2 separate regions of the Homo sapiens genome follow, and region 1 is linked to region 2. A link is a loop called in an ENCODE intact Hi-C map of the cell type or tissue named here. Cell type or tissue: IMR-90. All regions are shown on one strand. Links, peaks and the distances in the headings refer to the core of each region. The heading gives the core; the rest is flanking DNA. Region 1 overlaps ATRN (attractin). Region 2 holds the start of CENPB (centromere protein B).

Evidence for each region. A loop is a pair of places that touch in the nucleus more often than their neighbours do. Peaks named below come from ENCODE experiments on the same cell type or tissue, not always from the same donor. Only the 100,000 strongest peaks of a DNase experiment are listed, where the experiment ranks them.
Region 1: a loop joins it to region 2, with 5 times the contacts of the local background. A loop is called at or near these places in 1 of 110 quality-filtered maps.

The regions. Positions count from the first base shown.
Region 1 is chr20:3,561,313-3,565,699 of GRCh38, forward strand. It overlaps ATRN (attractin), which reads left to right. Exons shown (of 29, transcript NM_139321.3): 9 at 964-1,147; 10 at 1,897-2,051; 11 at 4,036-4,120. Among named protein-coding and RNA genes, the nearest start is that of ATRN, 92 kb to the left of the region's middle. In IMR-90, for the core only: a CTCF peak has its summit at 2,456 (motif pointing right); DNase peaks (open chromatin) are centred at 1,999 and 2,459.
Region 2 is chr20:3,785,122-3,789,508 of GRCh38, forward strand. CENPB (centromere protein B) reads right to left here and starts at 1,619. Exons shown (of 1, transcript NM_001810.6): 1 at 1-1,619. The coding sequence starts at 1,362. It also overlaps a transcript of CDC25B not described here. RefSeq lists enhancers at 315-1,025, 991-1,130, 1,026-1,735 and a silencer at 1,571-1,920. In IMR-90, for the core only: a CTCF peak has its summit at 1,810 (motif pointing right); DNase peaks (open chromatin) are centred at 1,220 and 1,740; H3K4me3 peaks cover 1,712 bases; H3K27ac peaks cover 1,075 bases.

The DNA of each region.
Region 1 (4,387 bases), core at 101-4,100, 220 kb before region 2:
ACTCCGTCTCAAAACAAACAAACAAACAAACAAACAAAAGCAACATAGTTAACATTGATGTATTACCAGTGAAATGCAGATTATCGATGCTCCTATGTAGTATGTATTTGTTACTGTCAATTTGGTAAGGAGCCAAAGATGACGCAAAGTGCTTTGGGTATTTAAAATAAATAAATAAAAATGGTTCAAAACAATAAATATTGAAGAAAAAAAATATTTGCCCAGCCCTTTAGAGATTGGTTTAGTGGAGTATGATTTACCCTTAATATGAAATATTTCCCTTGGTTAAATTTCATTGTATCTGTTGTTGTGCAGTAGGAATACCAGGTATAATTAACATTTTGTGAAAGTAGGCCTATAAAATATATCTGTATATTGGTCACCAAAGGTTGTAGGGAATTAAATGTTCATTTGAGTGAACATTTTATTTATTGAGACAGGCTCTTGTTCTCTCACACAGGCTGGAGTGCAGTGGCACAATCATAGCTCACTGCAGCCTTGATGCCCTGTCCTCAAGTGATCCTCCCACCTTAGCCTCCCTAGTAGCTGGGACTACAGGTGCGTGCCACCACTCCTGGCTAATTTTTTAATTTTAGTAGAGATGGGATCTTGCTATGTTGCCCAGGCTGGCCAACATAGCAGGCCTCAAGTGATCCTCCCACCTTAGCCTCCCAAAGTGCTGGGATTACACATGTAAGCCACTTCGCCTGGCCCTGAGTGTTTTAAATTTAGTTAATTCTTTTCCTACATGGCATATTAGAACATCAGAACATAGAACAGACTGGAATTGGGCCACATGGCTTTGTTATAAGTTTTAGGTGGCTTTCTTTAAAATATAAAGATAAAAAAGTATATGTATCAGGTCTCCTGAAATCCATTCTCATGCCCTAAGCTCTTTGGACATTTTCAGTAGTAGAGAGGAGGAGCCTGCCATGCTTGCCTTTAACTGTCTTTCCTTTCCAGATAAGAACACATGGAGTATATTACACACCCAGGGTGCCCTTGTGCAAGGGGGTTACGGCCATAGCAGTGTTTACGACCATAGGACCAGGGCCCTATACGTTCATGGTGGCTACAAGGCTTTCAGTGCCAATAAGTACCGGCTTGCAGATGATCTCTACCGATATGATGTGGATACCCAGATGTGGTGGGTACTTTTTCTTGAGCTTTCACTTTAAGGTGTAAATTCTGTAGAGGCAATTGTGGAGAAAATATTGTGCTATCTTTTTGTTTTCATGCCTGGCAGATAATTCTGTTCGGCATTATATATAGAGAAATTGGGAAATAAACAGAGGGTAATAAAGTAGCTAGTATTTATTTTGTTACGTTATTCTGTAATTCTGTAGCAGGTTGGTTAGAAAATACTTAGAGTTTTTTAACAAATGTAAAGCAAATTTGAGTTACGAAATAATGTAATTATAAAGCGATGGTTTCTCCTCTTTTTCCTCACATGTTTGATACCTTGCTATGGGTACTGTTTTATATTCTGTCATAAAAATAATCATTTTTAGTAGCTGTGCAATACTCCATTTTGTGGGTATGCTGAGACTATGCAGGTGAAAGTTTTGGTTTCTTTCTAGTTTTTATGTCATTAAGAAACCATTATGCATTAAGCTTCTGTCAATATTTCACATGATTTCTGCCCAGAAACTGGAATTATATAGCTACGGGGTATGAAGAGTTTAAGGTTCTTAATATATTTTGCCAAAACTCTTACAGGTCTTTAAAATTATCTGTATTTATTGTTGAAAAACTTACTTTTATGTAGGGAAAACTCTGGAAGGATTTGTACATTTGGGTCTGAGGTTAATAAAGTGGTTGTGCTTGCATTAGCAGATACATAAATATTCTTTAAAAACTAACCTTGTATTTATTATTTCTAAATAAACTCAAAAGGACCATTCTTAAGGACAGCCGATTTTTCCGTTACTTGCACACAGCTGTGATAGTGAGTGGAACCATGCTGGTGTTTGGAGGAAACACACACAATGACACATCTATGAGCCATGGCGCCAAATGCTTCTCTTCAGATTTCATGGCCTATGACATTGGTAAGTTTCCCAAAACCATTTTCTCTTCAGGCATCTTTTTGCCTATACTATAAGCAGCATTTAAAAGGAGACTGAAAATATTGCCAGTTCAAAATGATCAGGCCATTTGAAAGAGGTCCAAATGGTATTTTTTATATTCATTTGACTAATGTTACACATCTGGTAAAAATTATTTCTACATTAAATTCTTTTTGAAATCACTCCTGTTAATTGCTTGAATGCTAATTTTTAAGGCTGAGTTGAGGTGTCTAGTCTCTCCTTTGTCATGTTATGCCTACCTGGTAGTGTTACATAGTTGCAACCACCAGCATTGTGTTAAAATTGGTTCACGTATTAGCTTTATCTCATTCCCTAGAAAACTGGTTTCTCACATGGTCTTGGTGTGGCAATATACCAGACCAGAAGAGGGCAGTATTTGTTCATGCAAAGCAAATGCATACCGGATGATCTCTTTCATAAAAATTGTCAGATGTTCATTTTAAACAAATTATTATTTTTTTGATTGTGGTAAAATACACATAAAATTTACCATCCTAACTATATTTAAATGTCTAGTTTAGTGATACTAAACACATTCATAATGTTATAAATCCATCACCGCCATCCATCTTCAGAACTGTCTTCATCTTGTAAGACTGAAGCTGTATACCCATTAAACAATAATGTCCCATTTCTTCCTCCCCACAATGCCTGGCAACCACTATTCTACAGTCTGTCTCTGTGATTTTGACTATTCCAAGTCAGACATTCGTTTTTAACAGACATTTGTGTGCCAGCCACTCAGTTTGTACATTGAGGAGATCAGATGAATAACTTAAAGCCCTTAGCCTCAAAGTAGAAGAGGTAGAGAAATGAGCAGACAATAGAATTGCACTTCAGGGTGTTTCTGGCTGAAAAGAATGTATGAGAGCACCTCTGAGTACCCTTTAAGTCATGGAGGGTAGAGTGATAAACAGGGAACACTTTCTTAAGGAGGGGCCATCCTCTCTGGGTCCTTGGGGACACTAGGTGTCAGGTAGGTGAAGTTAGGCAGCACTCTCCAGGCAGAGGAAACCCAGTTTGCAGAGACACAGAGGTGGAAAAGACCGGCACATATTTAAGGGCTCAAAGAGTGAGACACTGAGTGTGAGGTTGGCATGGTATAGCAGCACCAGTTGGTATTAGATCCAGAAGAGAAGTTGCTAGTATGGGTCACAACAAGGGAAAATTAATCAATCTATGGGATCTAGGAAAGGACTTTGTAAAAATTAGGTGACATTTAAATTTCTTGAAATTTCATTTTCCACCTTTATTTTTCCATTTTAGCTACTAAATTTGAGCAAATCAATATAGAAAAGAGTGGAAAATAATTATGAAACCCATGTTTTGCTGACATAAGCTTTGTAGAATGTAAAATTTGCTTGCTTTAAAAAACATTCTTGGCTGGGCGTGGTGGTTCATGCCTGTAATCCCAGCACTTTGGGAGGCCCAGGTGGGCAGATCACGAGGTCAGGAGATTGAGACTATCCTGGCTAACACGGTGAAACCCCATCTCTACTAAAAATAAAAAAAATTAGCCAGGCATGGTGGCAGGCGCCTATAGGCCCAGCTACTTGGGAGGATGAGGCAGGAGAATGGCGTGAACCTGGGAGGAGGAGCTTGCAGTGAGCTGAGATCACACCACTGCACTCCAGCCTGGGTGACAGAGCGAGACTCTGTCTCAATTCTAGTGCATCAAACTGATAGGCAGTTGGGTGAGTGATCCAGATGTCATGGATTTCGGGTGCGTTTGCTAGTTAGAATTGTGGTATGATCCCGCCTTTCTTCCATGCCCTGTTGCTCTGCTGCTGCTTCATTTTAACCCAGAAATGATGTTGTAACTGAGAAAATTGAGAGGCATGTTTTATGAGGTTCTCTTTGTTGTAGTATTTTTCCCAAAGAAAATGTCAGGTCCTGTTGATTAGAAATGGTAGTCCGTTTAAAAATATATTTTTCTTTCTCCTAGCCTGTGACCGCTGGTCAGTGCTTCCCAGACCTGATCTCCACCATGATGTCAACAGATTTGGCCATTCAGCAGTCTTACACAACAGGTAATTGGAGAAGTGATTGCTCCTTTTCTTTTGTGTTTAAAATGAAAATAAAGGGCCGGGCACGGTGGCTCACGCCTGTAATTCTGGCACTTTGGGAGGCCGAGGCGGGTGGAATACGAGGTCAGGAGATCAAGACCATCCTGGCCAACATGGTAAAGACCCATCTCTACTAAAAGTACAAAAATTAGCTGGGCTTGGTAGTGCGTGCCTGTAATCCCCCCTAGTTGGGAGGCTGAGGCAGGAGAATCGCTTGAACGAGGGATGCTG
Region 2 (4,387 bases), core at 245-4,244:
AACATCACCCTCCTCCTCCACCTCCTCTTCCTCCCCCAATTCCTCTCCTTCCCCCCCTTCCTCCTCCTCCTCCTCCCCTTCCTCCTCCTCTTCCTCTCCTTCACCCTCTTCCTCCTCCTCTTCTTCCTCCTCCTCCTCCTCTTCCTCTCCCTCACTCTTGAGGGAAGTGGTGATGGTGGCATTAGGGCCACCCCCAAAGCCAGCCTCACGAAAGCAGGCGGCTATGTCCGAAGGCTCCACTGCCTGCCAGGCGGCAGCCACAAAGTGCAGGGCCTCCGTGAGACCCAGCTGCAGGCCTGAGGGATCCTGGCCCTCTAGCGCGGCCATGGCCTTGAGCAGCATGGCCTGGCGGTAGTGGCCCTTCACCTGCTGGACCACTCCCCTCTCCAGCGGATGCACGGTGCCGGGAGGGAAGAAGGCCAGCTGCACATGCCGCAGGCCCGAGGTGTCCAAGGACTGGGCAGCCAAGCGGCCGGCCAACAGCAGGACCCGGCGAGACTCTGCAGCCATTCGGGTGTCCAAGGCCTTCAAGTACTTGGCCAGGGCCTGGGTGGTGACACCACCCTTGGAGTTGGCGGTGTAGTCGCAGGGCAGGCCGGCTTGGCCTGCGCGGGGCTTGGCCGACTTGCCGGCCACCAGCGGGGGCAGCTTCTCGCTGCCGTCGGCATTGGCGCATAGCAGGACGCTCAGGCGCTGGGTGGCTTGACGCGGCCGTCCGTCGCCTCCGCACAGCCCCGCGGCCTGGTCGGGCAGGAAGTCGTACCATAGACTGGTCTCGGTGGCGCTGAACACGTCCTGCGAGGCGTAGCCCTCGGCCACCGACGGCGGCTGCTCCTCCCGAGCGCGCCAACCAGTAGTGCTCCCGCCACTGCCCTCCGAGGGCACCGCGGCCGGACTGGCAGGCGCCGCCGGGGTGCGGGGGGCAGCGTTTCGCGCGCGGGCGCGGGCCACGCCGCTGCAGGACACCACGCCGTGGCGCCGGCGGAAGCGGTCCAGCCAGCCGTTGGAGGCGGTGAAGTCGTCCATGCCCAGCTCCTCGGCTATGCGCAGCGCCTTCTCCTTGAGGATGATGCCCTTGACCGGCAGGCCGGCGGCGCGGATCTGCTGGAACCAGGCGATGAGCAAGCCCTCGAGCTTGTCGTAGGGAGACAGCTTGTTGGTCTTGCGGCAGGTGGAGGCCACCCCGTACTTGCGCTCCGACGCCAGGATGGCGCGCTTGTTCTTCAGGATCGTGCTCAGCGTGGACGGCGGGATGTTGAAGCGCCGCGCGATCTCGCCCTTGCGCAGGTCCGGATTCTCCTCCACCTCCTGGATGATCCGTGACTTCTCCCGGAACGTCAGCTGTCGCCTCTTGGGGCCCATCCCGGCGCGCCCCCCGCCCCGGGGCCCGGCGCCGCCGCCGCCGCCCCGGGGCGGGGGGCCCGGGCCCGTGGCGGGGGGCACCTGGCGGCCTCTCCCGCGCGCCCCGCCCGAGACAAAGCGGCTCGCGGGCGCGGCGGCGGGGCGACGACCCGGCCGGGCCGGGGGCACCTCCGGGGACGCCGGCGGGCGCGTCGCCGGGCGGCGGGCGGCAGGCGACGGGCGCAGACGAGGGCGGGCGGCGCGGGCGCGGAAGGCAGGAAGTGCCGCGGCGCGGGGAGCTGGGAGCGCGGCGAGCGGGGCGGAGCGGGCGGAGCGGGATCTCGCGGGAAGCGCGGGGACGCCCGGCGCCTCCTCCCCGCCCTCCGCGCCCACCCCCTTCCCGCCGCCGGGACATACCGCGGGGGGGCGCTGCGGCCTGCTGGACCTGCCCGTGCTGCGGCCTCCGGCGACCCGGCAGCGACGCGGGCGGGGACGCGGTGCATCGCTACTGCGCCCGGCGGACAGCGACTTGCTGCTCAAAAAGAATAAGAACCAGGGTTTTTGTTTGTTTTTTTTTTTTTTAATTAAGGTAAAAATAACGCACTTTTTTTTTTGCGGAACCTGAAAAATTCAAGAAGTTGAAAAACGCTTTTCACGTCACCTGGAGAGATGCACAGGTAACATTTTGATACATTTCCTTCCAGTCTTTTCTCTAGATGCATGTCGTTTTCTTTTTAAAAATTTATTATATAAAACTGGCATCAGACTGTATAGACTGTATATCTGGCATCTCCTGCTGTTTTACCTGGCATCAAGTAGTGAGAATTTTGCCATATCGGTAAGTATCATTGCCAACACGCTTTTTAATGATTGTGTAGCATTCCAGCTATGAATGAACACTAGCGTATGTAACCTATTGTTACACACTTAAGTTATTTTTAAAATCAGCATTACAGTTGTAAATCTATTTGATGGTGCTAATGACATTTTTAAAGTTCTAGTAATCCCACAACCCATAGATAAACACTCATAACATCTTGGTGTGTCACTTTCTGGGCTTTTCCATGCATATAGCCATAAATGTATGTGTTTGCACTTACAGAAATAACATCATGTATATACATAAGTGTGAATCCCTGAAGCCTCCCTCTCCTGCAGCAAAACATTAAAATGCCAAGCTCTTAAAACAATGAATGTATAGCTGTGTTTTTAAAAATCTCTTAGGGCAGCACTAAGGGGAACTCCAGCATTGGCAGAGGGGAAGGCTGTGACCCAGGGGGACAGGCTGAGGACCTGGGGCTGGATGAAGCTGTGGGTGAGTGTAGACAAAGAAGAAAAGAGGACCAAGGACAGTGCCCTGGGTCCTCCAAGGTTAAGGGCTCAAGAAAGAGGCCAGGTGCAGTGGCTCACGTCTGTAATCCCAGCACTTTAGGAGGCCGAAGCAGGCGGGACCACTTGAGATCAGGAGTTCAAGACCAGCCTGGCCAATATAGTGAAACTCCGTCTCTACTAAAAATACAAAAAATTAGCCAAGTGTGGTGGCACTCACCTGTAGTCCCAGCTATTCGGGAGGCTGAGGCAGGAGAATCGCTTGAGCCTGGGAGGCAGAGGTTGCAGGGAGCCAAGATCATGCCACTGCACTCCAGCCTGGGCAAAAGAGTGAGACTCCATCTCAAAAAAAAAGAAAGAAAGAAAGAAAGAACCAAATAGAGACTCTTGAAGTGGAGGAGCCCCTGAAGCAGGAGAAAAACCAGGCTACTGTGGCATTCTGGAAGCCAAAGGAAGAAAGTGTAACTCACTGCTGTTTTAGTGCAAATTTCTGTTTTCGTATGTTTCTTGGCCATTTGAATCCTGTGAATTTTCTAGTCATATCCTTTGACCATGTGTTTGTCTTTTTCTTGACTTTTAGGAGCTCTTTACATGCTCTGAAGAAAAGATCTTGTTAAGTATGTTGCAAATGTTTTCTCCCTGTCTGCCACTTGTCTAAGTTAGTTTAGGGAATCTTTTGGATATGAGAAGTTTTTAATCTTCAACCTGTCAATTTTTTCCTTATTGCTTCGGGGTTTTGTGTCTTACTTAGAGAGGACTTCCCTATCCCTGAGATATAAAAGATATTCTTTTAATCTCAAGGTCCAAAAGAACACGTGGGAGACTTTTCCAGAGCACTGCTTGGCCCAAGAGGAGTGTGTGGTCACTGGGCAAAAATGAATCTAAGATTACCTGGATGAGAACTCCTTGCCATGCATCTTTTCTTTCTTTCCTCTCTTTCATCCTTTTCCTTGTTTCTTTCCTTCCTTCCTTCCCTTCTTTCTTTCTCTTTCTCTCTTTTCCTTCCTTTCCTTCTTTCTTTCCTTCCTTCCTTCCCTTCTTTCTTTCTCTTTCTCTCTTTTCCTTCCTTTCCTTCTTTCTTTCCTTCCTTCCTTTCTCTTCCTTTCCTTTCCTTTCCTGTGGCCCCTCCTTAGTGCCATACAAAGGGCATTGGCACAATTACTTCTAGGACAGAAAAGCCACGCCCATCATATGCTGATGTCATAGCCATTTCCAGATACCTCGTCTACCCTTTGCCTGTAGCAGTGCACGGGGCCCATTTCCATCCCCTCTCAAGTGACCATTTCCCCCAGCAATCCATCTGAGGCCCCGGGCTTCCCCACCTCTTTCTGTAAGTCCCAGCTTTCTGCTTTTAGGACTGTTTGGGAAATCCATAACTCACCTTCTCTTCTTTTGGTCCAGCCTGCCCAGAGCTGTCCTTCAGGCCCCTCAGCAAGCTTTCCATTCTCCTTTTGTTTATTTGAGACAGGGTCTAGCTCTGTCACCCAGGACGGAGTACAGTTGCACGATCATAGTTCATTGCAGCCTCAGTCTCCTCAGTAGCTAGGACTACAGGCATGAGGCACCATGCCTGGCTAATTTTTAATTTTTTTTTTTGAGACGGAGTCTCACTGTGTTGCCCAGGCTGGGAGTGCAGTGGCGTGATCTCAGCTCACTGCAACCTCCTCCTCCCTGGTTCAAGCAATTCTCCTGCTTCAGCCTCCTGAGTAGCTGGGAT